Regions from separate parts of the Homo sapiens genome. Here regions 2, 3 and 4 are each linked to region 1. Evidence: chromatin loops called from intact Hi-C (ENCODE). Cell type or tissue: heart left ventricle. All regions are shown on one strand.

Region 1 (8,000 bases):
GACACCAAAATGTACAGATACACATGTGTCTGGTTTCATATACATGTCATTTTTCTGTGACCTTTTTGAAATCACATATTGTGATTTTTTTTTTTTTTTTGAGATGGAGTCTTGCTCTGTCGCCCAGGCTGGAGTGCAGTGGTGTGATCTCGGCTTACTGCAACCTCCCCATCCTGGGTTCAAGCTATTCTTCTGCCTTAAGCCCCCCAAGTAGCTGGGACTACAGGTATGCGCCATCACGCCTGGATAATTTTTGTATTTTTAGTAGCAAGGGGGTTTCGCCATGTTGGCCAGGCTGGTCTCGAACTCCTGACCTCAAGTGATCTGCCTGCCTCAGCCTCCCAAAGTGCTGGGATTACAGGCGTGAGCCACCACACCTGGCTTCACATATTCTGTCTTGTTCATTCGCATGTCTCCACTATCTAGCACAGTTCTCAGCACACAATACTAGTCCTCCATTAATTTCCATTAATGTTGCCAAGATGGAATTAATCTTTTGCAACTCCATAAAGATAGTCTCAGTTTGGTATCTGCAGTTCAGTCAATCTTCTGTTCATTTCACTTTCCTGGGCAGGACCAGCTCTGGTGAAAATTATGAAGTAATTTCATAATAAGAGTTGAAGTAATTTCAAAATAAGAGTTTTTCTTCATAACTCCATCGTGGTAACAACCTTCTCCCCAAATCCTCTGATAGGCTCTATTGGAAAAACGTAGGCTTTGCAGCTAGAAAGAAGTAGCTTCCAGTGACTGGATATGAAAACATACTGTAAACCTACAATGATTTGAGCCAGTGGCCCTGGCTTAGACCCAAGTAAATCAAAGGAAGAGTCTAAAACGCACAAATAGACCTAAGTATATGTAATAACCTAATGTATTAATAAAGTGAGATAAATGATTTTAGTCAATACATTACTGTTTGAAAATTAAATTTCAGAATGCATAAGAGTGCTAGGATAATACATGCATTGATTTTAATGTTCCAGTCAAAGACGGAAATTTAAAGGTTGATTGATACATTTGACAAACTAAACATTTAAAGTTGCAGTTTGGAACATTACCACGGTAAAACAGAAAAATGGCTTAATATGAGCTGGAACATCTATTTGCAGCATATATTACGGAAAAAGTGTGATGATCTTAATATATCGAGAAAGTGTACAAATCAATAAAATAGAAGATGATTGACCTAGTTAAAAAAATCAGCAAAAGACATAAATGGTAATTCCCAAAAGATGATATGCAAATTGCCAAGAAACATCAAAATAGCTCAGTATTACTAGGAAATAAATAAATTTAAACAACTAGATGTATATTTTTACTATAAAATTGACATTTTTGGGCTGGGCGTGGTGGCTCACTCCTGTAATCCCAGCACTTTGGGAGGCCGAGGTGGATGGATCACAAAGTCAGGGGTTCAAGACCCACCTGGCCAACATGGTGAAACGCTGTCTCTACTAAAAATACAAAAGCTAGCCGGGCGTGGTGGTGTGTACCTGTAGTCCCAGCTACTCAGGAGGCTGAGGCAGGAAAATAGCTTGAACCCAGGAGATGGAGGTTGCAGTGAGCCGAGATCACTCCATTGCCCTCCAGCCTGGGCAATAGAGTGAGACTCCGTCTCAAAGGAAAAAAAAATGATATTTTTTTGGAAAGGCAATGCCAGTGTTGGTAAGAGTTTGAGGAAATGGGAACTTGTACACACTGATTTAACCTGGCACAATTTTTTGACGTATGATTTTACAATATTCCTATCAAAAAATCTTAAAATGTTCTTATTCTTTCAGTTAGAAATTTCATTTGTAGCAATTTATTCTAAAGAGTAACTCTGGGTATAGGCAAGGGTTTATTTCCAAGGATATTCATTACACCATTGTTTATAACAGAAATCAGATACAATCTATCCAATAGAGGAATGGTTAAAAGTAATTTGGTACAAGAATGCAATGGAGTATAATGGGACAATGAAAAACAGTGAGGAAGATGGAGGGTCATGACCAGAGCATGTAAAATGAAAATGCAGATGATATAATAGCATGTACAATATGATTCTGTCCCAGTAGGTAATCAGACAGACGTGAGAAGGGCAGGAGAGCCCCCCGACCCCACCAGGAATGTCAGGCGACCATCAGGTGGTGGTCAGGTGGTTGTTAAACTCTCTAAAATAATAATCGGTTGCAGCCTGCACCAAGGAAAGGCAGTCTCCCAATAGACAGAAAAATCTGAAACTGGTGATCAGCTTCCCAGTAAGACCTCAGGAGTTGGGCAAGTGGGCTCAAGCATGCGCATTAAGAGGCAAAATGGTGGAGTTTCACTGGTATATGATCTTCCTCTAGGAACACTTGACTGGTAAGGGAAGAATGCCTCAAGTGAGCATGCGTACAATTTCAGGAAACACATTGTGGATGCGGCCCCTCCCAGATCCTGGAAGGCCACTGTGCACATGGACAGCCCACCCCATGGGAAGAATCAGAGGAGAAGGGACGAAACCCTCCGGAAGCAGAACAACCTAGAAAACCCCAAGTCCGAGGTCAAACTGCACTTGATCTCTCAAGTCCCCCGCTTTGTCCTCTTACAAGGGAAGTGTACTTCCTTTCATTCTTGCTCTAAAACTTTTTAACAGAGTTTCACTCCTTCTCTAAAACTTACCTGAGTCCCTCCCTGTCCCTTATGCCCCTTGGTTGAATTCTTTCTTCAGAAGAGGCAAGAATTCAGATTGCTGCAGACCTGTATGGATTCAGCACCGGTAACAATTCCATTTTTTTTTTTTTTTGAGACGGAGTCTTGCACTGTCACCTGGGCTGGAGTGCAATGGTGTGATCTTGGCTCACTGCAACCTCTGCCTCCTGGGTTCAAGTGATTCTCCTGCCTCAGCCTCCCGAGTAGCTGGGACTACAGGCGCCAGCCACCACGCCCGGCTAAATTTGTATTTTTTTTTTTTAAGTAGAGATGGGGTTTCACTATGTTAGCCAGGCTGGTCTCGAACTACTGACCTTGTGATCCACCCGCCGCAGCTCCCCAAAGTGCTGGGATTACAAGTGTAAGCCACTGCACCTGGCCTAACAATTCCATTTTAAATGTGTGTGTGCACACACACATATATACACAGAAGAAAGGTAGTTATCTTTGAGTATTGCAGGAAACTTTTAGTTCCTTCTCACACACACACACATATATTTTATATAACACAAAGTATTGTATGAAATCTAATATAATGTGTGATATAGACATGATACTGCCTAATACATACAGGGTTTCCTTTCCTATTATTATATTACTCATGGAAGCAGATTTCCCATTATATGACTCATGTAAGCAGATTTATAAAGTTATTTAATTGGACAACTCTCCAGACCTCACTATTACTAGCTGTATTTTTTGTTTTTGTTTTTGTTTTGTTTTGTTTCCCAAGAAGGAGTTTTGCTCTGTCATCCAGGCTGGAGTGCAGTGGCATGATCTCGGCTCACTGCAACCTCCGTCTCCTGGGTTCAAGCGATTCTCCTGCCTCAGCCTCCCAAGTAGCTGGGATTACAGGCATGCGCCACCATGCCCAGCTAATTTTGCATTTTTAGTAGAGATGGGGTTTCTACATGTTGGTCAGGGTGGTCTCGAACTCCTGACCTCAGGTGATCCGCGGGCCTCAGCCTCCCCAAGTGCTAGGATTACAGGCATGACCCACCGTGCCCAGCCCTAGTAGCTTTATTATCTTAGGCAAGTTACTTAAACTCTCTGAGCCTAAGTTTTTGCATCTGCAAAATTTGCATAATAATATCTACCTCTTAGAATTGTAGTGCAGATGAAATGGGATAATATGTATGAAAGCTTTCTGATCTGTATTAATCACTCAGTAAATGCAATGTCTTTTATTTTCTCTGGTACACTCTCCCTCCCTTATCACATGTGCACATAGGAGAGTTTCTAATATTAAGCAGTTATATTTTACAGTGAATTTAAATGAATGTCTTTTTTTTTTCCCAGATGGATTTTATTCTATGTCTGTGGGGTTTTCACTATAAAATGAAAGATTTGTTTCTATAACCTTCTATTTAAAGAATAATTGCAGTCTTTTTCCAATTTGTAGAAAAATTGAAGTCGATGGCTAGGAATTTTCTTCATTTTAATTTTCTCACCCTAAAACCACATCAGAAACTTGTTTTCCTGCTACCATAACGATCATAGCAGAAACTCCTATGAGCTAGAATCTGAGTTTGCGAAGTCATATTTGGTTGTTTGGATCCATCAGTGTTTCTGCAAAGCCTGTGTTGACTCTGCCAGTTCAAGGGGCTTGGGAAACACTTCGTTGGAAGGAGTGTTTTCACAGGTGGAGGTGTGAGGGCTCCTGGTTTGTCCCGAGGTTATAACAGAATGCAGTGAGTGCTAACCTGAGCTCGTTGATATTACGTGAGCGGACTGTCAGGCCACTTTGCACCAACCTGCCTGTACAATCTCTGAAAAGCTGTAGGTTAGGGTTCTGGAAATGGAAGTGTGGGCTGTGTTCAATGCAAGAGTGTGCTCTGGGCGGCAAACAATTCATGGAAAAATCAGCAGCCCCTCCTTTCCTCTGCACAACAATCCCTAGCAGAGATTACTTTAAGTCAACCATTCCCATTGATTATGCTTGCAAAAAAATATCCAGCCTCTTCCCAGAAAACAAGACATTCCTCCTCCAGACTCTTTTTAAATTGCCTGTCACCTGCTTTCTCCTGGGTTTGGTGAATAACCTCATCCTACTATTGGTCGGGCCTCTGTCTCGGGGGGCCCAGCTCAGCCCCGAACCTCGTTAGAATCCAGGTCTGTGTTCCTGGCACACAGCTGCTTCTTGCACTTGAAAACTGACGGGGAGAAAAATGGTCCCTGCACTTCCTATCAGCCTTAAACAGAAACATCTGCTCACCACGAGCCTTTTGCTGGCTTGGTTTGCAGGGAATGTGTTCTGGGCAGGTGATGGCGCTGCCTCTCCGCACGGTGACATCAGCCAGAGAGAACTGCTGCCGGGGACGGGAGGGCCCTGGGAATACAGAATAGTTCTGCCTGCCAGGAAAACGAAGCCTGAACTGCACATTTTATAAAGCTTTAAAAGCACAAATCCTGGCTTAAAAGGGGAAATATTGCCAGGTGGTGAAAAGTGCTTCTGAAGAAAAAGAAAATAATATAAAAGAGAGAGCTGATTGAATCCAGGAGTTCTGTCTGGCCCTTTTGTTCTTCCTTCCCTATCAGCCGAGCAATAAATGAAGATTTCTAGTCTGAGGGCATCCATTGAGACAAAAATGCTTTTCTTTCATCGGATTGTATCTGACATCTCACTGCATTTCTCTGTTTTAGGCACCGATTAAATATTCCAGCATGGGAAAGAGGCTTAGCCCAGAGTCTAGGTATAGATATCCCTTCTTCTTCATTATCTTCTTTTTTGTTGTTGTTTTTTGAGATGGAGTCTCGCTCTGCTGTGCAGGCTGGAATGCAGTGGCGCGATCTCGGCTCACTGCAATCTCCGCCCCGTGGGTTCAAGCAATTCTCCTGCCTCAGCCTCCCTAGTAGCTGGAATTACAGGTGTGCGCTACCACGCCCAGCTAATTTTTTTGTATTTTTAATAGAGATGGGATTTCACCATGTTGGCCAGGCTGGTTTAGAACTCCTGGCCTGGCCTTGAGTGGTCTGCCCGCCTCAGCCTTCCAAATTCTTCATTATCTTCTTAAAACTCTCAAAGAGAGCCAGAGCCAAAATTCTTCCTTTCTTTCTGCTTTCATATTAGGGCACAGAGGCACCAGGAAATCAAGAAGTTTGTGTAAAGTTTCCCCCCTTGGGGTTTTACGTGGCTTTGCTCATGCTGCATTTGTTTAAGTAACACAAAGCATGGGCCGTCACCATAAAGCAAATCTGTATGTGTCTCTCGCTGTCCCCTTAAGTCTGCTCCCATGGGTGGTGGGTGAAACCGCCTTTGCAAAATGATAACTGAGGAAATTATGACAGTGAAAGAGATCAGACCTAACCGACTCCATCTTGCTTCTAACCTTTAAGCTGTCCTTGTTCATGCCTGGGCATAGGCCGAACTAGCTTTGGGAAGGAATTCAGTTCATGGTTTGACTCTGAAACAAAATTGATAACAGCCCTTTCCTGAAAAGACCCCCTTCTTGCCCAGGGACGCGTCTGCCTTTGCAGGACTAACAAATTAGCTACAAGATTAGAAATAACAGTTTAGGGTTCATGCAGCCTCGGGCTCTATGAGTCTCAACCTCTCCTAATTGCTCCTGGGGATAACATCACTATTGTAAAACTTAAGATCAGTGCTTGAGATATTTTGTAGCCTCTGCACTGGATGGATCAGCTGACGCCACCCAGACGGGTAATCTGGCTCAACCAGTTCGGCAATCCCACCCAGAACAGAAGACAGCAAGAAAAAACTCACTTTGACCCCCTATAGATGGAATCATACACTCCCCACTTCCCAAGCCCACACCTGACAAATTATCTTTAAAAACTCTGATCCCTGAGTTTTTGGGGAGACTGATTTAATAATAAAACTCTGGTTTCCCGCACGGCTGGCTCTGTGTAAATTACTCTTTCTCCACTGCAATTCCCCTGTCTTGATAAATTGGCTGTGTCTGGGCATCGGGCAAGATGAACGGGCTCTGTCTGGGCAGTTACATGGGGATTGTTTTTTCATGGCCAGGGGCAAGCCTCTGGACTCCTCCGATCGCTTGTAGGGAAGGAAAACTCCTGTAGCCAATCTAAGTTATAAAACAGAGTCCCAGTCTCATGTGATAACCAACATTCTCAACCTAATTTAAAGCTGATTTTGCCTCATGCTTCCCTGTTGTGCTGGTGCAGATAGAAAATTCAGGCACGGGGCCGTTTTTTGTCCCCTCTCTTTTCTTGCTTCTCTTCCTCCTCCTCTGTGATCTTTCTACCTGGACCTTCTGACCCTGATGGGAAGCGGTTATGAAGAGCGAGAGGAGGTGAAGTGGAAGCAACCATCTGTGTGCCTGGAAATTGACAACCATCAGGTGACACTCTGCCTCGAATGTCCCCTTTTGGGGGCACTTCTGTGGATGCTTTGATTCTTTGGAGACCCTTCTTCCATTTCTGAGGCTTCCCACCTGCAGTTCCCTTGGTGCGAATGGTGCATTTTCCTTGAATCCATTTCTCACTCTATCTGGCCCCTAAACTTCTGATACAGGAGATAGAAAGAAATTATTTAGGCAGATAGTAAGGGCAACAGAGTCCTCGGTGCAATTTCCCTTTTAACAAAAAAGCCACCCCCAAATCATTTCTTTTCTAACAAAAGGCAGCCTGAAAAATCAAGCTGCAAACATAAATAAGCAAGCTGGAAGCTTGCACAGGAGAATGCTGGCAGCTGTGCCCATAGTAAAGGGCTACCTGGGGCCAGGTATGTTCGACATGGAGGCTTTATCTTCCCTTTTCTTTGTCACCACGTGTACAGTAAGGAACAGGCAACATGGTACCAGCCAGGCAAAGAGCTCATCTGCATAGTAAAAGATTAGGGTGGGGGCAGCCAGGTTTTTCCCGCCCTATGCAAATGGCACATCTGGTCCAAACAATCTTTGGTGCCCTATGTAAATCAGACACCACCTCAAGTTCATCTATAAACCCCCTTGGATTTCACTGTAGAAGTGGCAACCCATTTCCCCAGGACCCCTCCCTCTGCAGCAGAGAGAGCTCATCTCTTTCTTTTGCCTATTAAACTTCTGTTCTTAACCTCACTCCGGTGTGTCCGCATCCTAGTTTTCTGTGGCTGTGAGAAAACGAACCTTGGGTATTTACCCTAGACAACGATGCTGCTTCACTTCCAGAGGTGCCTCTAGCTTCTCTCTGCTGAAGTCCACTGCCTCTCCCTGCAGCCCTCCTGGATGAGGTCTAAAACCACACTTGGTCCATAGGAGACACACATGGATGCTTTGTCCTGACATGCTCTGGAACAGGAAGACTTCAAATGCAAGCACCTCTTCTGGGGTTTTGTCTGCTGGCAGCTAGCTAACCCATCTCTCACC
Region 2 (8,000 bases), 100 kb before region 1:
CACTCCAGCCTGGGTGACATAGCGAGACCTCGTCTCTCAAAAAAGGGGGAGATTTGGACACAGAAGTTGATATTGAAACTGAAACATCCTTCCTACCTCAGCGTCCCGAAATGCTGAGATTACAGGTGTGAGCCACATGCTTGGTCAGAATCTGCATTTTTTTTTTTTTTTTTTTTTTAGACAGGATCTCACTCTGCGCACAGGATGAGTGCAGTGGTACAATCACAGCTCATTGCAGCCTCAAACTCCTGGGCTCAAGCAATCCTCCTGCCTCAGCCTCCTGAGTATTAATAGCTGGGACGACAGGCATTTGCCACCACGTGTGGTTAATTTTTTGTATTTTTTGTGGACACTGGGTTTCACCTTGTTGCCCAGGCTGGTCTAGAACTCCTGAGCTCAAGGGATTCTTGTGCCTTGGCCTCCCAAAGCACTGAGATTACAGGCATGAGCCACTGCATCTGGCTGGAATCTACATTTTAACAAGCATTTCAGCCTATTTAGATGTAGGGGCTCTCAGATAGCACTTTGAGAAACTGTGCTGTGCAGGGTGGGTACGAGAATGAGAAGCCAGAGGCATGGAGCCTGGAGAGGTGGGACAAGCCTTTTTTTTTTTTTCTTTTTTTGGGACAGAGGCTTGCTCTTTCGTCCAGGCTGGAGTGCAGTGGCACGACCTTGGCTCAGTGCAACCTCCGCCTCTTGGGTTCAAGTGATTCTCCTGCCTCAGCCTCTTGAGTAGCTGGGATTACAGGTGCCTGCCACCATGCCCAGTTCATTTTTATATTTTTAGTAGAGACGGGTTTCACCATGTTGGCCAGGTTGATCTCGAACTCCTGACCTCAGGTTATCTGCCCGCCTGAGGTTATCTGCCTTGGGCCATTTGAGTATGATTTTCTACCTCTAAGGCCTAGGCAGGAACCTTTGTTGTATCATTCTCATTACATGTAGATATCTGGATTGACCACATGGAGGAACTGGAAGGAGGTGTAGAACTAGAAACCATGTCAAGGGGGAGTGAGTCCTGCTTCAGGTTTGAAAAAGTTAAACATATTCAGAATGGATACGGATGCAACATAAAATGATAGGAATTTACTGTAGGAGGTGATTAAGTCATGAGGGTGAAGGGGGAGTAGTGCCCTTATAAGAGGCACCCCAGAGAGCTCTCTAGCTCTCTTTCTGTTGTGTGAGGATATAAGGAGAAGGCAGCAATTTGCAAACCAGAAACTGGGCCCTCACCAGACACCAGCCTGCTGGCACTGTGATCTTGGACTTCCCAGCCTCTAGAACTGTGAGAAATAAATATTTGTTGTTTAAGCCACCCAGTCTATGGTAATTTGTTATAGCTGCACAAATGGAGTAAGCTACTACCCAATGTCCAATCTCTTCTTCTTTAGTTACAGAGCTATATTTATTTTATTTTATTTTATTTTTGAGATGGAGTCTCACTGCCACCCAGGCTAGAGTGCAGTGGCGTGATCTTGGCTCCCTGCAAATTCCACCAGCCAGGTTCAAGTGATTCCCTGCGTCAGCCTCCTGAGTAGCTGGATTACAGGCATGGGCCACCACACCCAGCTAATTTTTCTATTTTTGGTAGAGACAGGGTTTCACCATGTTGGCCAGGCTGGTCTGTAACTCCTGACCTCAGACGATCTACCCGCCTTGGCCTCCCAAAGTACTGGGATTACAGGCATGAGCCACTGTGTCCAGCCAGAGCCCTATATTTTTGAAGGTAGGTCTTGCTTGGCTAAAAATTCTTATTTCTCAATCTCCCTGGTGATGGGGTTTCCAATGAGATTGAATCAGAAATTATCAGGTGGGAATTTGGAAAAGCTCTTTAAAGGGGGTGTTTTGCTTCCCCACTACCTCATCTTCTTTCTTCCTGCCTGAAGCATGGGCATGATGCCTGGGGCTCCATTTCTGACTATGGGATAATCTCCAGGATAAAAGCCATTCATTAAAGATGCTGGGACAGAAACACTGGAGAAGGCTAGGCGTGGATGGTTTTATGGAATCATCACAACTTCCATAGACTGCCTTCCTTTGGACTTTTTTATAGGAGAAAAAGAAAAATCTCAATTTTGTTTATGAGCCAGTGTTACTTCATGTCTCTGTTGCTGGCATATTAGTCAGAAACAATATTAAATAAATGCAAACACTTTACACAATGCCCAGCCCCTTGTAAGCATTTACTAAATGGTACCTGTCATGATTGTGGTCATAGTGGTAGTGATGGTTATAATAAGCTTGGCATAAACTGCTTTGAGCTCGTAAAGCCCTGGTATTGCTTTTCCTGGCTTAGAGCCTCTGGTTCAATTTCAGATACACAAACTCAAATGATTACCAGCAAGGTTTCCTTAGTTCTTCCATCATGGTGCATTCCACATTCATCTTTAACCTATTCCTAATGTAGTCCTTTATTCTGGAAGTATCATCGGCTCCATTTTGCAGGTGAGAAACGGAAGCTCAGGGAAGCGAATTTACTACTCAGACAACGTCATGCAACAGTGAATGATGCATTGAACCCAGGACCAACCTGTTTTCTTGAAGCTAGAATGATAGCGCGGAGTGTTGTAAAGAAAATAACACTGAGTTTGCAGGTCGACAGATCTGTGTGTTAATCTTGGCACTGGTGCTTCCCAGTTGTGTGACTTTGGATAGTGAGCTCTTTTTTTTTTCTCCTTTTTTTTTGTGATGGAGTTTCACCCTAGTGTGAGTTCATCATTTTTTTAAGCCTCAGTTTCTCACCTGTAAAACGGGGGCAATAAATACAGCACAGATTACTACCTAATATGAGTGAAGTGCCCAGTCCAGGAGCTGACACAGGACAGGCACCTGAGAAAAGGTGGTCTGTGCTACTTTGTCCCCCCCTTCAGGATTTACAGGAACCACAGAAGATCACCCCGTCAGAAGAGTGTGAACCAGAGCAACTCCATCTTGAATAGGGGCTGGGTAAAATGGGGCTGATACCTACTTGGCTGCATTCCCAGATGGTTAAAGCATTTCAGGTCACAGGATGAGATAGGAAGTCAGCACAAGATACAGGTCATAAAGACCTTGCTGATAAAACAGGCTGCAGTAAAGAAGCTGGCCAAAACCCACCAAAACCAAGATGGTAACGAGAGTAACCTCTGGTCGTCCTCACTGCTACACTCCCACCAGCGCCCAGACAGTGTACAAATGCCATGGCAACATCAGGAAGTTACTTTATAGGTCTAAAAAGGGGAGCCATGAATGATCCACTCCTTAATTAGCATATCATCGACAATTAACCATAAAAATGGGCAACTAGCAGCCCTCAGGGCTGCTCGTCTATGGAGTAGCTATTCTTTTATTACTTTACTTTCTTAATAAACTTGCTTTCACTTTACTCTATGGACTTGCCACGAATTCTTTCTTGCATGAGATCCAAGAACCCTCTCTTGGGGTCTGGTTCGGGACCCCTTCCCTGTAACAACCCCACTTGGATATATTAATTATGGGTAGGGGATGACCTTCACATGGTCACAGCCTGTCAATCCAAACTGATCAGTAAAGCCAAAGATGGTTCTAAGGCCCCTTTCTCTATCTAGTGTGGCCAGAAATCCTTCAAGGCAGCTGCCTGAATTTTGTCAGGCTGATGGTTAATCTGTTTCCCTTGGGAAGACGGCCTTAGTGGTCTGCTAAGGTGCCATTTGCAGGAATAATTGGTTTGACAATAGACACACTAAGAGAAGCATCTCTGAATCCTCTGCCTACAGCCTGGGTTCCTATCACTCAGGCTCCTGGGAGCTCCCTCTCATTCCCTAAGCCAAATAGATGACACCAAGGAGAGAGAGAGAAATCTTTGAAGTGGAAGAAGGCACTTGGACTAATGGCATAATTACTCCAGATAATCATTTGCAAAGTAATTATGGACTATTGTTAGGATGCTCTATCATTTTTTTTAAAGTAATAAGGCTTTGGTTTGAGTGAGTGATTATGGGGAAAAAAGGCAATAATATGTGTGTACATTTCAACAGGAGAGAAACACTTTTCATGGCCCTTTTCACAAACCAGCATGCCCACTTTCCTGCCTCCCTAGTGCAACACCAGAAATTAACCCAGAACCCCCTCAATGGGCCCCAGTGGGCATCGCTGCATCCTCTGCCCTGCTTTGAACATCTCTGGTATTCAAATGCAATTTTGAGAAACACTGGCTATAGAACAATTTCCTAAGAAATGCATTTCCCACGAGGACAGGAAGATTTGAGGCCACGTTGTCAATGTAATGAAGCCAGGAGCCTTCAATGTGGGAAAGTTCTGGAGCTGCTCTCATGGGCACTTCAGACCAGAGCTGGGCTTCCCTAACTTCTGGCCCACCTGGTAGGATGTCTGTGGGTTCCCATCTCTCATTGTGGGCCCCACGGCTCCCTTGCACCCAGCCTACTGCCTCTGCTTAGTTGGGCCGTGGGTAGCTAATTGAGATACATATCACAATTTTAACTTTTAAAATATCATATAGTTTTACATTAGGATAAATGGGGTACATAGAAAGGCTGTAACAGAGCGTTATTCTCTGCCTACACTGAGCACACTGGTTATGTCCAGCTGACATCCTAGAGACGACTTCAGGGATGCATGGGAAGCAGGGGCCGAGATTGAGGTTGCTCTTTCTAGATGGAAATTCAGTCTAAAGATGAAGGTGATAGAGGAGCAGGGAGCTGGAAGGACTGAGATTTGGGTGGGTCCATCCAGGCCCTCCCTGAGTTGGGCCCCTCGATCCCAGAGGAAGCAGGGAACCATTCAGGCAGCCTGGCACAGAGCCGGTAACAATTGTCACTAATTATAGCTCCTGTTTCCTGAGTTTCTGGAAAGGCCAAACCCATTCTCATTTATAGCTCCTGTTTCCTGAGTTTCTAGGAAGGCCAAACCCATTCTCATTTGATCTCAGTGACAAAGGAACAGCGAGCCAGAGAGGGAAGGGATTTGCCCAAGGCCTCCCTGCCTCTCAAAAAAGAACTTTCACTTGAGGAGAGACAGCAAAGCCAGGGTTGCACAGAAGTCAGATGTCCTGTACTCTTGCCTCACGGTGTTGCTGAGCTGAGGGACCTGGGTCACGTGGGGCAGCCTGCAGATTCCTAGGAGGGGCTCTGTGGACATCATCTTTTGGTTCTGTCTGGGGCTGGCTTTTGCAGTCAGGTGGCCCACTAGCCACAGAACTGGATTCTTGTAATAGGACTGAACTGGGGCTCACTTACCTGGTGCAGTAAAACTAGATATCCACACTGAGGTTTTTGCAACAATAGCGTAAACTAGCAATACAATTCTGAGTCCCCCAACCAACTGAACGAACCCCCTCCTGGCTGAGGGGATCCTAAGAAAATCTGAAAAACTAGTTCAGCCCATGAGGTGAAGGGGAGGTCCAATATGCACTGTTTTACCCCCTCCCTTTGGAGTTTAGGCACAACTGACCAGCACTAACATTAAAATAGAGATAATGAAACCACAAAACAGACTCTGTGGCAATAAGATACCAAATTCCAACCTGATCTGGTATAGCATCACATGACAAATAGCAGGCCCTAAAGGAAATCAAATATATTTCTTTAACATATTTTGAAATGGTTCTGCAAAGCAGTCTCTAGTGGGGGAAGTCTACATTCTGTAAAGAATCTGCTTCCTGGGCCAGGCACGGTGGCTCATGCCTGTAATCCCAGCACTTTGGGAGGCCAAGGCCAGCACATCATGAGGTCAGGAGATCGAGATCATCCTGGCTAACACGGTGAAACCCCGTCTCTACTAAAAATACAAAAAATTAGCCAGGCGTGGTGGCGGGCGCCTGTAGTCCCAGCTACTCAGGAGGCTGAGGCAGGAGAATGGCGTGAACCCGGGAGGCGGAGCTTGCAGTGAGCCAAGATTGCGCCACTGCACTCCAGGCTGGGTGACAGAGCGAGTCTCCGTCTCAAAAAAAAAAAAAAAAAAAAAAAAAGAATCTGCTTCCTTTTCTAGGTCTTTTTTCTGATCAAGGAGATATTTAGCTAAGAGTCTGACACCATTTAAGATCTGAAAAGAGATATTTACCATCTATTTTCTCTGAAGCCTGTTACTTAGAGGTGTCATCTACGTAACAAGAACCTTGGCTTCCATAACCCCTGTTATCTTAACTCAAGCATTTCTTTATGCTGACTTCAACTCTTAGGCAAAGCTTAACTCTTTCAACCAATTGCCAATTAGGAAATCTTTGAATCCACTTATGACCTGGAAGCCCTGCTCCACACCCTCAAGATATCCTGCTTTTTCAGCCCACACCAATATATACTTTCCATGTATTGATTTATGTCTTTGCCTGTAGCTTCTCTCTCCCTAAAATGTATAAAACCAAGTTGTAACCCCACCATCTTGAGCACATGTTCTCAGTACCTCTTGAGACTGTGTTCCAGGCCATAATCACTCATATTTGGCTCAGAGTAAACCTCTTCAAATATTTTACAGAGTTTGGCTTTTTTCATCAACAATTGAAAAGAAAGCATGTATTGCAAGACACCAAGCAAGGAGAATTGGGTAGCTCATACTTAAGACCTGACCTCCCCAATGGCTTGCAGGCAAGAGTTTTTAAAGGCAGAGATAAATTTTAGGAAAGTAGAAGCTACAGGCAAAATCATAAATCAATACATGGAGGTTACACATTGGTTTAAGCTTAAAAGTGTGGGATATCTTGAAGCGGGGGCTTACAGGTTGTAGATAGACTCAAAGATTTTCTGATTTGCAATTGGTTAAGATAGAGAAGCTTTGTTTAAAAATTTAAAGTCGACAGAAAAAAGAAAGTTAGCTTTCAAGGGGGATTGACTTTCCTCAAGCCCCTCAGGAAGAAACTTATAATAAAGAGTGATAGTTAAGGTTTGGTCTTCACTTTCCCCTTATCTGGGGTCTAGTGCCAGCTGATCTGTTCCACAGGGTTCTCTAGTGGGGGTCCAAGCCACTGAAAATCAACTCAGGGACATACATTAAGATGTTATTGTCAGAGGTGTGTAAACCAGAGTAACTCCATCTTTTTTTTTTTTTTTTGAGATGGAGTCTCACTCTGTCACCCAGCCTGGAGTGCAGTGGCGCAATCTCGGCTCACTGCAAGCTCCGCCTCCTGGGTTCACACCATTCTTCTGCCTCAGCCTCCCAAGTAGCTGGGACCACAGGTGCCTGCTACCATGCCCAGCTAATTTTCTGTATTTTTAGTAGAGACGGGGTTTCATCTTCTTAGCCAGGATGGTCTCGATCTCCTGACCTTGTGATCCACCTGCCTTGGCCTCCCAAAGTGCTGGGATTACAGGTGTGAGCCACCTCGCCCGGCCAGCAACTCCATCTTGAATGGGGCTGGATAAAATGAAGCTGAGAACTACTGGGTTGCATTCCCAGACAGTTAAGGCATTCTAAGTCACAGGATGAGATAGAAGTTCACCACAAGATACAGGTCATAAAGACCTTGCTGATAAAACAGGCTGCAGTAAAGAAGCTGGCTAAAACCCACCGAAATCAAGATGGCCATTAGGGTGACCTCTGGCCATCCTCACAGCTACACTCCCAACAGCACCATGACAGTTTACAAATGCCATGGAAATGTCAGGAAGTTCCCTTATATGGTCTAAAAAAGGGAGGCACAAATAATCCATCCTTTGTTTAGCATATAATCAAGAAATAACTATAAAAATGGGCAACCAGCAGCCCTCAGGGCTGCTCTGTCTATGGAGTAACCGTTCTTTTATTCCTTTACTTTCCTGATAAACTTGCTTTCACTTTACTCTATGGACACGCCCTGAATTCTTTCTTGTGTGAGATCCAAGAACCCTCTTTTGGGGTCTGGATGGAGACCCCTTTCCTGTAACATTATCTTTACTTTTTTAAATCAAAAATAAAATTCTAAGCACCACCAACTATCTGAATGAACCCCTCCTTTCAGCCAAGGGCATTCCAAAGTTAACCTGAAAAACTAGTTCAGGCTATTATGGGAATGGGGAGCTTAACATGACTCATTATATCTTCCTCTTTTTTAG
Region 3 (8,000 bases), 250 kb before region 1:
CGCCTATAGCCCCAGCTCCTGAGGAGGCTGAGGCAGGAGGATCGCTTGAGCCCAGGAGTTCAAGGCTGCAGTGGGCTATGATTGCACCACTGCACTCGAGCCTGGGCAGAGACAGACCCTGTCTCTTAAAAAAAAAAGACACAAGGCAGATGGAAGGAGATGATTCCTCTCCACGCTCTCCCATGTGAAGGCACAATGGGAAGGTTGCAGCTGTAAACTGGGAAGTGAGCCCTCACCAGACATAAGATTTGCTGGCACTTTGATCTTGGACTTCCCAGCCTCCAGAATCATGAGGAATAAATGTTTCTTGGTAAATCACCCAGTCTGTGGTATGTGTTATAGCAGCCAGAGCTGATTAAGACATGGGGGCAATCAGGCTCACCAATGAGGCCACCCAGCTAGAGCAGCAGAGCCTGGATTTAAATCTGGGCATGTGGGCTCTGGGGTCAGGGCTCGTCATTTCTAGGCTTTGCTGGCTATCCCATTTTTAGAGGCAATTAACATGTTTATTAATCACTCAGTCATCAACCACTAAAACAGCTTTTTCTATGCGCCAGGCCCCATGGCACCAACCATGGGAGACATAGAAATGACACCGGGGCATTAAACCTGGTGTCTTTTAAGACTCCCAGCAGAGGTGGCTGCTATTGCATAGCCCTTACCAGGTAAGTTTTTGTGAAGCCCCTCCAACCCCCAGGGCATTAGCATCAAGAACTCTTCTTGCTATGTGGCAAGGCAAGCCGTCTGGGCGTTCTGTGGACTGAGGATGATAATTAACCTACATGGAAAACACCAACCCCTGGTAATTCCTGGGTGAGCTCTGGCTGCAGAACCTGGGGCCCTGAGGTTTCTTCCCTTTTCCTGGGTGGGTGGGAGCCTTGGGAAGGGTCCCGTTATCTTCCTGGCCTGTGTCCTGTTCTTCTCTTCCTCCCTCACTTTTTCTACCCTGCCCTCCCAGATTTGCTGTCGGGGTCTTTGTGTTACTCCAAGGGCCTCTCTGTCCAGGTGCCCTCCCCTTTCCACTCCTTGTCCTTGCCCATCATTCCTGGATGACACCTTGTTAGAAGTGCTGTCTTATCTTACCAGTAAGGAAACTGGGAATCAGAGAGGTTGAGCAACTCACATAGGGTCACCTAAGAAGCTGGAGGCACAACTGGGCTGGGAATGCACCCAGAATTGAAGCCGATCATGGGCAAGAGGAGGCCACACTCCCACTGAGAGAGGGGAAGGGCTGGCAAGGAGCAGGGAAGGGTGAGAACAGCTGGGGCTTCTCCACCATTTGGCTCTGCCAGCCTGGGCAGTGCCACTCAGTGTCAGATCTGCAAGCCCCTTGGAGGGCAACCAATCCTGAGGGTGGAAACTGTGGTCCCAGGCCAGACCCTGTTCAGTCTCTTTATTAAAAAAATTAGAAGTAATTTCAAACATATTGCTACAATAGTATAAACCACTGTGTGCAACAATAGTATAAAGTATACAACAATACAACATCAAGAGTATAAAGACCAAGAATTGCAAGAATACCATAAAAACCCATTATTGACATTTTGGCACATCTTTCTTTTCCTCCCTTCCTTTCTTTTCCTTCCTTTCTTCCTTCCTTCTCTCTCTTTCTCTTTCTTTCTCTCTTTTTCTTTCCCTCCCTCCCTCCTTTCTCTTTCTTTCTTTCTTTCTTTCTTTCTTTCTTTCTTTCTCTCTCTCCTTCCTTCCTCTTCTTCTTTTCTTCTTTCTTTCTCTCTTTCTTCTTTCCCTCCCTCCCTCCCTCCTATCTTTCTTTCTCTTTCTTTCTTCCTCTTCTTTCTTTCTTTCTTTCTTTCTTTCTTTCTTTCTTTCTTTCTTTCTCTCTCTCTCCTTCCTTCCTTCCTTCCTTCCTTTCTTTCTCTTTCTTTCCTTTTCCTTCCTTCCTTCCTTCCCTCCTTCCTTCTTTCCTTCTTTTTCTTTCTTTTCTTTCTTTCAAGACAGAGTCTCCCTCTGTCACCCAGGCTGGAGTGCAGTGGTGCAATCTCAGCTCACTGCAACCTCCACCTCCTGGGTTCAAGCAATTCTCCTGCCTCAGCCTTACAAGTAGCTGGGATTACAGGTGACTGCCACCATGCTGAGCTAATTTTTGTGTTTTTAGTAGAGATGGGGTTTCATCATGTTGGCCAGGCTGGTCTCAAACTCTTTTACCTCAAGTGATCCACTTGCCTTGGACTCCCAAAGTGCTGGGATTACAGGCATGAGCCACCACGCCCAGCCCATTTTGCTTTCTATATGTACATATTTCCCCCTTAACCATTTGAGAGTTATAGATGTCATGCTTATCACTCCTACATGCTTGAGTGTGTATATTATAAGAACAAGGACTGGCCGGGCATGGTGGCTCACACCTGTAATCCCAGCACTTTGGGAGGCTGAGGCAGGTGGATCATAAGGTCAAGAGATCGAGACCATCCTGGCCAACATGGTGAAAACCCCTCTCTTCTAAAAATACAAAAATTAGCTGGACATGGTGGCGCCCACCTGTAGTCCCAGCTACTCAGGATGCTGAGGCAGGAGAATGGCATGAACCCAGGAGGCAGAAGTTGCAGTGAGCTGAGATCACGCCACTGCACTCCAGCCTGGGGCACAGAGCGAGACTCCATCCCCCAGCACCCCCCTCCAAAAAAAAGAATAAGGACATTATTTTATAAGACCAAAGTGCACTTACCCAATTCAGGAAATTCAGCTTATGTAATACTAGTATGTAATATATAGAACATATGCACATTTTGACAATTGTCCCCAATACTGCCCTTTCCGAATAGTTCTTTTCCCCACTTGATTTAGAATATCCTCTAAGATCATGAACTGCATTTAGCTATCTTGACTGTCTCCTTCCCTTTCTTCTGAAATAGTCACTCAGTCTTCCTTTGTCTTTCTTTATCTTGATATTTTTAAAAAGCGCAAGCCAGTTGTTTTGCAGAATGCCCTTCAATTTGGATTTGTCTGATGTTTTCCAAATGGGCTATGCATTTTTGGCAGGAGTAATTCCTAAGCGATGTTGTGTCTTCTGCTCCGAGTCTTTGAAAAAAAGTGGAACCAGTTGCCAATATTAAAACCTGAGAGATTTTACATATTGTCTTGGTTTCTGGATACTCTTATGAACAGATAGCTACACTCTGGCCCCCTGGGCTAGGCTCCTGCGGGGAATGGCCAGTTGGAGCTGGACAGTGGGTGCTTGAGATGGGGGTGGGAGTACTGGAGTGTCATACTCTCTCTTTGCTTTCCCCTTGGTCATCTAGGGGAGCCCACCTGGCCAGGCAGGTACTGAGTGTACAACTCTTGCTGAATATCCCATTTATTTATTTATTTATTATTATTTTTAAAAATTTTTCAGAGGTAGGGTCTCCCTCTGTTGCCCAGGCTGGAGTGCAGTGGTGCAAACACAGCTCACTGCAGCTCTAAACTTCTGGGTGCAAACGATCCTTTGCCTCAGCTTCCTAAGTAACTGGGACTACAGGCATGCACCACCATGCCTGGCTAATTAAAAAAAATTTTTTTTATAGAGATGGGGTCTCACTATGCTGTCCAGGCTGGTTTTGAACTCCGGACCTCAAGCCATCCTCCCGTTTCAGCCTCCCAAATGTTGGGATTACAAACGTGAGCCACTGCGCCTGGCCTTCCTTCGTTTTTCAGTTGAGGCAACGATCTAGAAGACCCAGAGAGGGCCAGGAGTGAGCTGCGGTCACCCTCAGAGGCCAGACTTGTCCTCCTTTTGTCAGAGCAATTACAAGTGGTTAGGTTCACATCTCACCATGTTTTATTAACACTTGACAAGAAATGGGGCATTGGCTGTGTTTGAGCAACTGCACCCTGCTGGTGTGTAATTCAGGGAGATGGGAACATGGGAACGTTTTCCGGAGCTGTGTCTGCCCCTGTCCTGAGCAGTCCCCGGCTGCCTTCTCCCTGACGTCGTTATGTTCTTGCTGTTCATACTTTGGACACTAGGTGTCACTGGTTCCCTATGAATAACCTAGAGCAGCCCGTCGGCCTCAGAGGCCACCAGTCCAGGTGCAGAGGGGCCTTGACATCAGCCAGCTCAGCACAGTTATGCTCTTTTTAGCCTTGGAATCCTTTCTTCTGATAAGATCCTTTGCCCCTGACTTAAAAAAATGGAAGTAGACATCACATACTATAAAATCCACCCTTTAAACGCGTACAGTGATTTTTAGGCTATTCACAAGACTGCAGCCATCACCACTATGGTTTTTTTTTTGGAGTTGGAGTCCCACTCTGTCGCCCAGGCTGGAGTGCAGTGGCAGCCACCTCGGCTCACTGCAACCTCCGCCTCCCCAGTTCAAGCGATTCTTCTGCCTCAGCCTCCTGAGTAGCTGGGACTACAGGGGTGCACCACCGTGACCAGCTAATTTTTGTATTTTTAGTAGAGACAGGGTTTCGCCATGTTGGCCAGGCTGGTCTCAAACTCCTGACCTCAGGTGTTCTGCCCGTCTCGGCCTCCCCAAATGCTGGGATTACAGACGTGAGCCACCGCACCCGGTCCATCACCACTATCTAATTACAAGATGTTTTCATTCTGATGAAATCTTACATGGAAGTCAGGAGCGAGGGGGATTTTTCTTGGCTTTGCCTGGGGGAAAAAAGCTATTAGGTTGCAGGCCGGGCTCAGTGGCTCACACCTGTAATCCCAGCACTTTGGGAGGTTGAGGTGGGTGGATCACTTGAGGTCAGGACTTTGAGACCAGCCTGACCAACATGGTAAAACACTGTCTCTACTAAAAATACAAAAATTAGCCAGATGTGGTGGCATACACCTGTAATCCCCGCTACTCGGGAGGCTGAGGCAGGCGAATCTCTTTTTTTTTGTTTTGTTTTGACGGAGTCTGGCTCTGTTGCCCAGGCTGGAGTGCAATGGTGCAATCTTGGCTCACTGCAACCTCTGCCTCCTAGGTTCAAGTGATTCTCCTGCCTCAGCCTCCCGAGTAGCTAGGACTACAGGCGGGCGCCACCACACCTGGCTAATTTTTGTATTTTTAGTAGAGACGGGGTTTCACCACATTGGCCAGGCTGGTCTTGAACTCCTGATCTCTTGATCCGCCCGCCTCAGTCTCCCAAAGTGCTGGGATTACAGGCATGAGCCACCGCACTGGGTCTTAACTTTTATTTTAGGTTTGGGGTACATGTGAAAGTTTGTGACATAGGTAAACTCATATCATGGGGGTTTGTTGTACAGGCTATTTCATCACCCAGGTATTAAAGCCGAGTACCCACTAGTCATCTTTTCTGCTCCTATCCCTCCCCGACCCTCCACCCTCACATAGATCCCAATGTTTGTTGTTCCTTCTTTGTGTTCATAAGTTGTCAACATTTATCTCCCACTTATAAGTGAGAACACGTGATTCAAGCGATTCTCCTGCCTCAGCCTCTGGAGTAGCTAAGATTACAGGTGTGTGCCATCATGTCTGGCTAATTTTGGTATTTTTAGTATTTTATATTTCAGTATTCCTGTTCTTGCTCTAGTTTGCTAAGGATGATGGCCTCCAGTTCCATCCATGTCCCTGCAAAAGACATGATCTTGCTCTTTTTGATGGCTGCATAGTATTCCATGGTGTATCTGTACCACATTTTCTTTATTCAATCTGTCATTGATGAGTATTTGGGTTTATTCCACGTGTTTACTATTTTTTTTTATTATGCTTTAAGTTCTAGGGTACATGTGCACAACATGCAGGTTTGTTACATATGTATACATGTGCCATGTTGGTTTGCTGAACCCATCAACTCAACATTTACATTAGGTATTTCTTCTAATGCTATCCCTCCCCCTGCCCCCCACCCCACAACAGGCCTTGGTGTGTGATGTTCCTCACCCTGTGTCCAGGTGTTCTCATTGTTCAATTCCCACCTATGAGTGAGAACATGCGGTGTTTGGTTTTCTGTCCTTGTGATAGTTTGCTGAGAATGATGGTTTCCAGCTTCATCCGTGTCCCTGCAAAGGACATGAACTCATCTTTTTTTATGGCTGCATAGTATTCCACGGTGTATATGTGCCACATTTGTCTTTACTATTTTGAATAGTGCTGCAATTAACATTCACATGCATGTGTCTTTTTTTTTTTTTTTCTTTTGAGATGGAGTTTTGCTCTTGTTGCCCAGGCTGGAGTGCAATGGCGTGATCTGGGCTCACCGCAACCTCTGCCTCCTGGGTTCAAGCGATTCTCCTGCCTCAGCCTCCCGAGTAGCTGGGATTACAGGCATGACACCACCACGGCCAGCTAATTTCGTATTTTTAGTAGTGACAGGATTTCTCCATGTTGGTCAGGCTGGTCTCGAACTCCCAACCTCAGCTGATCCGCCTGCCTCGGCCTCCCAAAGTGCTGGGATTATAGGCGTGAGCCACTGCGCCTGGCCGTGCGTGTGTCTTTATGATAGAATGATTTATATTCCTTTGGGTAGATACCCAGTAATGGGATTGCTGGGTTGAATGGTAGTTCTGCTTTTAGCCCTTTGAGGAATCGCCACACTGCTTTCCACAATGGCTGAACTAATTTACACTCCCACCAACAGTGTATCTGCATTCCCAGAAAAGTGTTCTTGTTCTTGAAAAAGGAAATCACTATATTTGTTGTGTAGTAGGTGGAATAACGTGCTCCCAAAGATGTCTTCATTCTCATCCCTAGAACTTGTGGACAGGGTAGCCTATATGGCAGAAGGCATTTTGCAGTTGTGATTATGTTCAGGATCTGGGGATGGAGATATTGTCTTGGATTATCCACATGGGTCCAGTGTAGTCATGAAAGTTCTTATACAGGAAAGAAGGAGGCAGGAGAATTAGAGAGAGAGGGATGTGAGGATGGATGAAAGCGTAGGGGGACACAAAGAGAAAGAGAGAAAGGAGAAGGAGAGAGACAGGGAGAGACAGAAATAGGGAGAGGAGAGGGAGAGAAAAAGAGACAGAGAGACAGAGAGAGTAGAGGAAGAGAGACAGAGAGAGAGAGAGAGACAGAAATAGAGAAGAGGGAAAGAAAAAGTAGAGGGAGAGAGAGAGAGACAGAGAGAGAGAGAAATAGAGGAGAGGGAAAGAAAAAGAGACAGAGAGACAGAGAAATAGAGGAGAGGGAGAGAAAGAGAGAGACAGAGGGAGAGAGTAGAGGGAGAGAGACAGAGAGACAGAGAGAGATGGAGAGAAACACATACACACACATACACACGCAGAGAGATTGTGAAGATGTTATGCTGTAGGCTTTGAAGTTAGAGGAAGGGTCCACCAGCCAAGGAATGCAGGAAGCCTCTAAAAGTTGTTGGAGACAAAGAAACAGATTTCCCTGCAAAGCCTCCAGAAGGAACACAGCTGTTCAAGACCAGGAATTCAAGACCTGCCTGGACAACATAGCGAGACCCCTGTCTCTACAAAAAAAATGTAAAAAAATTAGCTGGGCGTGGTGGTGCGTACCTGTAGTCCCAGTTACTTGGGAGGGTGAGGTGGGAGGATCGCTTGAGCCCAGGAGTTCTATGTTGCAAGCTCTCAACATCTTGATTTCAAGACTTCTGACCCCCAGAACAGTTAGAGAATGGATTTGTGTTGTTTTAAGCCACTGAGTTGGTGGCTATTTGTTACAGCAGCCATAGGAAGCTGATACCTCCTAATACTTCTCATTTCCTCGTTTTTCCCCATTCCCTCATCTCATGATCTCCCTTTCTGGTGATCTCAGGTGAAATGCAGCTTTCTCAAGGAAGCCTCCCCTCTGTTGCCTGACTAGAGATGCCCTTTTAGCTCCCAGAATGGTTTCAAAGAGCAACAGCGCAATTGTAGAATCATGTCAACATCTGTGTCATGCCTGGTTGGTGCTTATTTCCCTGGTTCCAATACCAGTTCTTTTTTTTTCTTTTTTCCAAGGCAGAGTCTTGCTCTGCCGCCCAGGCTGGAGTGCAGTTGTGTGATCTCGACTCACTGCACCCTCTGCCTCCTGGGTTCAGGAGATTGTCCCTACTTCAGCCACCTTAGTAGCTGGGATTACAGGTGT
Region 4 (8,000 bases), 130 kb before region 1:
CTCAAACCTACTCTTTTTTGCCTTTGGGTCCGGGGTGGCTTTTGTCCTCTCTGAGGGATCATGGGATGTTTCTGAAGCTGCCCCTAGTCTTAGCTTCCTGGCCTTTTCTCCTGCTATGTCTGAACTTGCCAACATTATACAACCTTCTCTCCATCAGAGCTTCAGCTCTTGGCTAGCCTTTGCAGGGTGGCCTGTTTTCTTAACCCATACAGCCTCTTTCCTTTCTTTCTTTCTTCCTTTTTTTTGAGACAGTCTCGCTCTGTTGCCCAGGCTGGAGTGCAGTGGTGTGATCATGGCTCATTGCAGCCTCAAGACCCCAGGCCCAAGCGATCCTCCCACCTCAGCCTCCAAATAGCTGGGACCACAAGCGTGCACCACGACACCCGGCTAATTTTTAAATTTTTGTAGAGATAGGGTCTCCCTATGTTGCCCGGGCTGGTCTTGAACTCCTGAGTTCAAGAGATCCTCCTGCCTTGGCCTCTCAAAGTACTGGGATTACAGCCGCAAGCCACTACACCCCAGCCTAACTTTTTGAAACCAGTTAGCACCGTATCTTCTGGGCCAGTGTTTATGTAGTGCCTGAATGGGGGAAGATACTCCAATCGAGTGGTTCTGCATAGTTACATTGGCATCTGCTGGAGATGTTAACGCTTCAATGTTGGACTTTTTATCTTTCCCCCAAACCTACTCCTCCTGCAGCCATCCGCATTTCACTTAATGGCAATGGAGGCCTTGCAGCTGCTCAGTCTAAAAACCCTGGAGTCCTCCTTGCCTACCTTCTTTCTGTTTGCAGCACATCTGACCTTACAGTATTATCCATACTTGGTTCCACCATCACAACATGCGGTATTTCCTGCTTATCCACAGGGGATACCTTCCAAGACCCCCAGTGGATGCTTGAAACTGTGGGTAGTGCCGAATCCTATAGATACTATGCTTTTTCCTACATGCCTATGATAGAGTTTAATTTATAAATTAGGCACAGTAAGAGATTATCAACAATAATAAGGAAACAGAACAATTATAATAATATCCTTTTTTTTTGGAGACAGGGTCTCACTCTGTCACCAAGGCTGGAGTGCAGTGGTGCAATGACTGCTCACTGTAACCTCCACCTCCTGGGCTCAAGTGATCCTCCCACCTCAGTCTCCTGAATAGCTGGGAACTTCAGGCGTGTGCTGTCACGCTTGGCTATTTTTCAATTTTTTTTGTAGAGATGAGGGTCTCGCTCTGTTGCCCAGACTGGTTTCTAACTCCTGGGCTGAAGGGATCTACCCTCATTGGCCTCCTAAAGTGTTGGGATTACAGGTGTGAGCCACTGCACCCAACTTATAATAATACACTTTAGTAAAAGTAATGTGAATGTGATCTCTCTCTCTCATGAAATAGCTTATTGTACTGTACCTTTCCTTCTTCTTGTGATGATACCAGATGATAAAACACCTACATCTTGAGAAGAAGTGAGGTGGATGATTCAGGCATCGTGACATAGCGTTAGGTTGCTATTGACCTTGAACACCAATGCTGTGATACCATGACAGTCCATCTGATAATTGAGACAGCTACTAAGTAACTATTGGGTGGGTGGTGTAGACAGCATAGATCCACTGGACAAAAGGATGATTCGCATCTTGGGTGTGACAGAGCAGAATGGTGAGAGAATTCATCACGCCACTCGGAACAGCATGCAATTTGAAACTTATAAATTGTTGACTTCTGGAATTTTCCATTTACTATTTTCGGATAACAGTTGACTGCAGGTAATTGAAACCAGGGACTACTGTGTCCTGAATCCAGCTGTTTCTTACCACCCACACTGCTACCACCCTGGTCCAATCCACACTCTTCTTTTTGCTTGGATTACTGTAACAGCCTCCCAACTGTTGTACCATTTCTACCACTGTGCCCTGAACGTGCAGCAGAATGTGTGCAGAGGTTAACATAGAAATCAGACTAGGTCCTCAAAACCCTGCAAGGATCCCCTTTCATCAGAGGAAAAGTCAACATCTGTAATGGCCTGCAAGTTCCTATAGTATCTGGACCCAGAGATCTCTCTGCGTCTTCTTCATCTATTCTTCTCACTTTCTCTCTTGCCGCCATATTGGCTCCTTGATGGTTTCTTAAGCATGGCGAGTACCCTCCCATCTCAGGGACTTAGTGCGCACTGTTCCCTCTGCCTGGAGTTCCCTCTCTCCTCCAGAAGCCAAAGGTTATTCCTCACCATCTCCAGGTCTTCCCCCATCACCACCCCATCACTCCTTGTTGCTTTTTGTGGCTGTGGCTGTTTTACTTAGCACCTTCTTAATATCCTATGTGGTTTACTTACCTATTTTTTTTTTATTCTGTGTCTCCTTTTCCTCCACAAACACAGGAACTTTTGTGTATTTGGTATTCTTAGCACTGGGTTAGCGCCAGGCACCAAAAACTATCTGTTGAAGGAACAAATGAATCTAGACAAATGAATAGGTGAATCTAAATTTACTTATGGAGAAAATACCAGATACCAACAAGTATGACCTACATGTAAACATCTGCTGTTGTTTTTTTTTAACTAAAGTTGGGGTCTTGCTATGTTTCCCAGGTTGGTCTTGAACTCCTGGCCTCAAGTTATCGTCCCTTCTTGGCCTTTGGGAGGCCTAAGATTTCTTAATTCCTTTTTTTTCTTGGGCAGAAAGCTCCAATGCAGACTGAGTTCCAATCGGGGTACTGGCCTCACTGCGTGTTTGTCTCTCCAAGCATCACTCCTCTGCCAGTGAACCCATGTCTGGGGAGAGAGTCTTCCAACTCACTCCACTCTTGTTTTGCACAATAAATTCACCTGCTGGCCAGGTGCAGTAGCTGACGTCTGTAATCCCAGCACTTTGGGAGGCCAAGGCGGGTGGATTGCCTGAGGTCGGGAGTTCGAGACCTGCCTGGCCAATATGGTGAAACCCCATTTCTACTAAAATTACAAAAATTAGTTAGGCACGGTGGCGCATGCCTGTAATCTCAGCCACTCGGGAGGCTGAGGCAGGCAGGAGAATCACTTAAACCCAGGAGGTGGAGGTTGCAGTGAGCTGTGATCGTGCCACTGCACTCCAGCCTGCGTGACAGAGTGAGACTGTCTCAAAAACAAACAAACAAACAAACAAACAAACAAACAACCTCTCGCCTGCTGACCAAAAGAGAGAATAAAGAGTTTCATTCTCATATCCTGGGGCTGTAACATCCCTTCCTCCTTTTTTCCTTGAGGACCCAGCCTCCCTGGCAACTTGCTTTCAATTCCTAGAATTTCCACGTGGGAAGCAGAACTAACCTCTAGACTCCTGCTGCGGGAGATAGAGAGGTCACATGCGGAGCGGGGGAGTTCTTTGCAAGTATCTCCAAGGAGACATTTAAAGGCCATCCCCTAATTGCAGCGTGAAGCTTGCAGCAGGTGGAATTCCTGACTTTCGCCAGAGGATGGCACTGTGGGTGTTTCCAAGAAGGAGCTGAGCTTTTTTTTTTTTTTTTTTTTTTTTGAAAAAGCCATTTCCAAATGGCAGTAACAGCTGCACTTCAAACCCTGCAGGGAACATTAGAAAATGTTAACCCCCGGTTGGGTGGGGAAGAAGGACTGGAGGCGGACATGGGGATCGTGACCGCGGAGGCCAGCCCCGGAGGAAGGGCAGGAGCTAGAGAAGTGCCAAAAAGGAGAGAGAAAAGGAAACTGCAGGGCAACCTAGCTGTGGCTGGGGACTAGCGTCCTTCTCTGGTGGAGGTTGAGCAAGGACAAGAGCCCTAGCTGGTGGGGATTTGTTTTCCAGAGTCGAATTCAACCTGGGAAAAGTAGCAGGGTGCAGCGGGGTGCAGCGTATACATGTGTCATTTGCCAACTTTCTCCGTCTGTACCCACTTTGGACCGGTCATTTAAGAGCTGACACCAAGTATTTTTCATCTTCCAGTTTTCTATCATGCCTGGCAGGTACTAGACCCTCCATTAATAGTTGTTGGATGAATGATTGACTGAATGGAAAAAAATGCATCTTAGATTTGGGATGGGGAAGTGATGTTTTTTTCCAAGAGTAAAAAAGTTGGGCAATTCATGTGTCTTCCTATATTTCTCTCCAGATTACAGCCATCATTATCGCAATCACTGAAATACCAAGCCCTTGACTATTTGCAGAGGACTTTCTCTCATTCATCCTGGTCTGTCCACCTGTTCATTCTTCCTAATTACATTACATCCTTATTAATCTCCCCGTCTGTAGCAACTCATCTCTTTCATGTGCTTTCTTGAATTAGAGTGATTTAGGTACACACTGCCTCTTTCAACTAGACGGGCTATATGAAGGCAATACTTTACATCACCCGAGTGAGTTTACAGCCACACAGCGCTTAATCCTTGCGCGGGCTCTTTAAGGAAGATATTATTGGGGCATACTGTATTTTCCAAAAATGGCCACACTGATCTTACCCCATCCCATGCTCTTCTTACGATGTGACACTGACATTCTCCATTGAGAGGTGGGGGTCTACATTTCCTTCCTTTGGATATGAATTGGCTTTTTTTTTTTTTTTTCTTGAGACAGGCTTTCACTCTGTTGCCCAGGCTGAAGTGCAGTGGCACGATCACAGCTCACTGCAGCCTGGACCTCCCGGGCTCAAGTGATCCTCCTACTTCAGTCTCCCGAGTAGCTGGGACTACAGGCACGTGCCACCACTTCTGGCTAATTTTTTTTTTTTTTTTTTTTTTTGTAGAGACGGGGTTTCATCATGTTGCCCAGGCTGGTCTGGAACTCCTGAGCTCAAGTGATCCACCTGCCTCTGCCTCACAAAGTGCTGGGATTACAAGCATGAGCCACTGCACCTGGCCTGGATGGACTTTTTAATGGCCTAGTTAATAGAAAGCTGCAAAACGAATGCAGTGTGATTTCTTTTTTTTCTTTTTTCTTTTTTTTGAGATGGAGTCTCACTCTGTTGCCTAGGCTGGAGTGCAGTAGCACGATGTCAGCTCACTGCAACCTATACCTCCCGGGTTCAAGTGATTCTCCTGCCTCAGCCTCCCGAGTAGCTGGGATTAGAGGCACATACCACCACAGCCAGCTATTTTTTTTTTTTTAGTAGAGATGGGGTTTCACCATGTTGGCCAGGCTGTTCTCGAACTCATGACCTCAGGTGATCCACCCACTTTGGCCTCCCAAAGTGCTGGGATTACAGGCGTGAGCTACTGTGCCCAGCTGCAATGTGATTTCTGAGGCTGTGTCACCTACGGTGGCGAAGCTTCCTCAGCCTCTCTGTCAGGACACGTGTCTTTGAAACACTAAGAAGCCTCCGTGCAGAAGGGGTCACAAGGAGAGACCATGTAGAGACAGGGCTGGAGAAGCCCCAGCTGTTCTAGCCTCAGCTGTTAAAATCCTCCATCTAAGGCCCCAGACACCGTGAGGCAGGTATAAGCCATTCCCCTTCTGCTCTGTCTTAATTCCTGACCCACAGAATCTGTGAGCCTAAGAAATGGGTGTTTTACACTGCTCAGTTTGGAGTGATTCATGATATAGCCGTAACTGCAAAACTTAATTATCCCCCTCCCATTTCTTCTAGCTGAGAAAACTGAGGCTTAACAAGCAGTTGGACTGGCCCTCGGATTCCTCTTTCTTGACTTCCAGCCCAGTGTATTTTCCAGAGCCCTGTGCATGTCCTGATGTTGGCTTTAATTGCCAGGCTGAGCAAAAGACACGGTGGATTCCATTCAGGGGTCACTTGAGGGTGGGGGACATCTTTGGTTTTGTTCATATATCAGCAAAACAGGAATGCAGGCTTTAGGATCTATCTGAGCTTTTATTTATTTTTTTTAGAGCCAAGGTCTTGCTGTATCACCCAGGCTGGAGGGCAATGGTGTGATCCTAGCTCACTGCAGCCTCCAACTCCTGGGCTCAAGCGATCCTCTTGCATAAGCCTTCCGAGTAGCTGGGACTACATGTGCACACCACTATGCCCCACTAATTTTTGTATATATGCATATTTTTTGGTAGAGATGATGTCTCGCTGTGTTGCCCAGGCTGGTCTTGAACTCCTGGCCTCAATCAATCCTCCCACCTCAGCCTCCCAAAGTGCTGGGATTATAGGCATAAGCCACCACGCCTGGCCAGGAGTGGAGCTTATAGTTCCGGCTTATGGTCCAGGGAAACTTATAATTACTATTTTGAGACCGGCAGCCTCATGAGCATCTGCTAGTGGCAGGACCGTCTGAAAGCTGCCCACCTATCCCTGCAAACCTACTAGCTTCTAGTTCTAGAAGAGTCCTGGTCTAATCACAGCTATTAGGCCGGGGTTAATTGGTGCTATTATCTTCACAATGGGCCATATTTGAGGGTGAGGCTAAGAGGCCACGAGAGCAGGTAAAATCAAACAAACCACAACATTGCTTCTATTTTATTAGTGGTCTTGTAAAAATCATCATTGCTATCCATTTGTCTGAGCCATTAACACCCCTTTTAGGAGCCTCCCTGAAACTGACTAATCATCTTGTGGTCTGGCAACCTGGAGACGGTCTTGACAGTAGGATGTTCTCATCAAAGTGGATTTTCCGGATGACCAGCAGTTCCTGGTTGGAGGGCCACAGCCTCTCCTCCGCGGGTGTGGATAAGAAGCTGATAGGTGCCTCTCCTCTGAGATGAACAGTGACGTCTCATTCTGGGCTTGGGAATAGTTGACGAGGAGACTTTCCATGGCAACACAGGAAGCCTGATTCTCAATGTCAATTTCAGCATCCTTGGGAATCAGAGACCACAGACAGCCTTCACAAACCCTATGGCCATTGAGAGCTTTGTGGCAGTGAGTCCTGTAGTATAGGTTCCTGGATAAGCCATCTTTCCCAAGTCCATTGTGGACCCCCAGTCATGGGGTAGCGGACAAGAGGGTGCTAGCATGCACAAAACAATAATGTAATTCTGGCAATGGCTATGGTGTGTTACCATATGGTATGTTATGGTGTGTTACCATATGGTGTGATGGCTGTGACCTTGTTTGCATGGTCATAGCGACCTGGTTGTCATTGATGGAGGCCACGATGCCTGTGACTTATGTTGATTGTAATGCTGAGATGCTGGAAATTGTTGTGTTGTTTGAGTGTGCCGTCATTGCAATGTCGGGTTTTATAGAGGCTGTGATGTTGTGTCCTAACACTGGTGGGCTCTGATAACATCATTATCCTGGCCTAGTGGCGCATGTCTGTAATCCCAGCTACTCGGGAGGCTGAGGCAGGAGAATCACTTGAACCTGGGAGGCGGAGGTTGTGATGAGCTGAGATCGCGCCATTGTACTCCAGCCTGGGCAACAAGAGCGAAACTCCGTCTCAAAACAAAACAAATCAAAACAAACAACAAACAAACACAGACTCCTGGGCTCCATCTCCAGGAGGTCTGAATCGGGGTCTAAGAATTTGCATCTCTCTCTTTTTAGTTTAAATTTTTATTTTTTATTTGGAGATGGGATCTTACTCTGTTGCCCAGGCTGGGCAGCTGGAATGATCATGGCTCACTGCAGCCTCAAATTCCTGGGCTCAAGTAATTCTCCTGCCTGGGCCTCCTGAGCAGCTGGAACTACAGGCATGCACCATCACACCTGGCTAGCTTTTTTTGTTGTTGTTTTTTGTTTTTAACATTTTTATTTTGTAGAGACTGGGTCTCACTTTGTTGCCCAGGTTGATCTTAAACTCCTGGCCTCAAGTTATCTTCCTGCCTTGGCCTCCCAAAGTGCTGGGATTATGAGTAGCCAGAATTTGCATCTCTAATGGGTTCCCAGGTGATGCTGATGCTATGGGTCTGAGAACCATGTCACCTGGTAAACTCCCCATCCCTGAACACACCTGAATACTGGCTGCAGGAGGACAAAATTATGGTTTGATATGAACTTACCTCTAACAACAGGATATGAGCTGGAGTCCACTGAGGAAGAGTTTGTGGAAGGTTCAGGAAGGACCATTATTTTGAAACAAAGTAGAGAGAGTGCTAATTAAGACTGGTCTCTGTAAACTCACAGAC

The links. Peaks named below come from ENCODE experiments on the same cell type or tissue, not always from the same donor. Only the 100,000 strongest peaks of a DNase experiment are listed, where the experiment ranks them.
Region 2: it touches region 1 in a loop (4-fold over the local background); 9 of 110 quality-filtered maps call a loop at or near these places.
Region 3: it touches region 1 in a loop (2.7-fold over the local background); 14 of 110 quality-filtered maps call a loop at or near these places.
Region 4: a loop joins it to region 1, with 8 times the contacts of the local background. A loop is called at or near these places in 16 of 110 quality-filtered maps.

The regions. Positions count from the first base shown.
Region 1 is chr7:67,614,436-67,622,435 of GRCh38, forward strand. No RefSeq gene overlaps it. Among named protein-coding and RNA genes, the nearest start is that of LINC01372, 280 kb to the left of the region's middle. In heart left ventricle, a CTCF peak has its summit at 4,926; a DNase peak (open chromatin) is centred at 4,946; H3K4me3 peaks cover 519 bases; H3K27ac peaks cover 1,113 bases; H3K27me3 peaks cover 1,929 bases.
Region 2 is chr7:67,513,913-67,521,912 of GRCh38, forward strand. No RefSeq gene overlaps it. Among named protein-coding and RNA genes, the nearest start is that of LINC01372, 180 kb to the left of the region's middle. RefSeq lists a silencer at 1,140-1,351. In heart left ventricle, no CTCF peak of the experiment used is centred here; a DNase peak (open chromatin) is centred at 4,749; H3K27ac peaks cover 349 bases.
Region 3 is chr7:67,368,020-67,376,019 of GRCh38, forward strand. No RefSeq gene overlaps it. Among named protein-coding and RNA genes, the nearest start is that of LINC01372, 36 kb to the left of the region's middle. In heart left ventricle, a CTCF peak has its summit at 3,960 (motif pointing right); a DNase peak (open chromatin) is centred at 4,005; H3K27me3 peaks cover 2,466 bases.
Region 4 is chr7:67,480,979-67,488,978 of GRCh38, forward strand. No RefSeq gene overlaps it. Among named protein-coding and RNA genes, the nearest start is that of LINC01372, 150 kb to the left of the region's middle. In heart left ventricle, CTCF peaks have their summits at 3,439 (motif pointing right) and 3,653; a DNase peak (open chromatin) is centred at 3,432; H3K4me3 peaks cover 416 bases.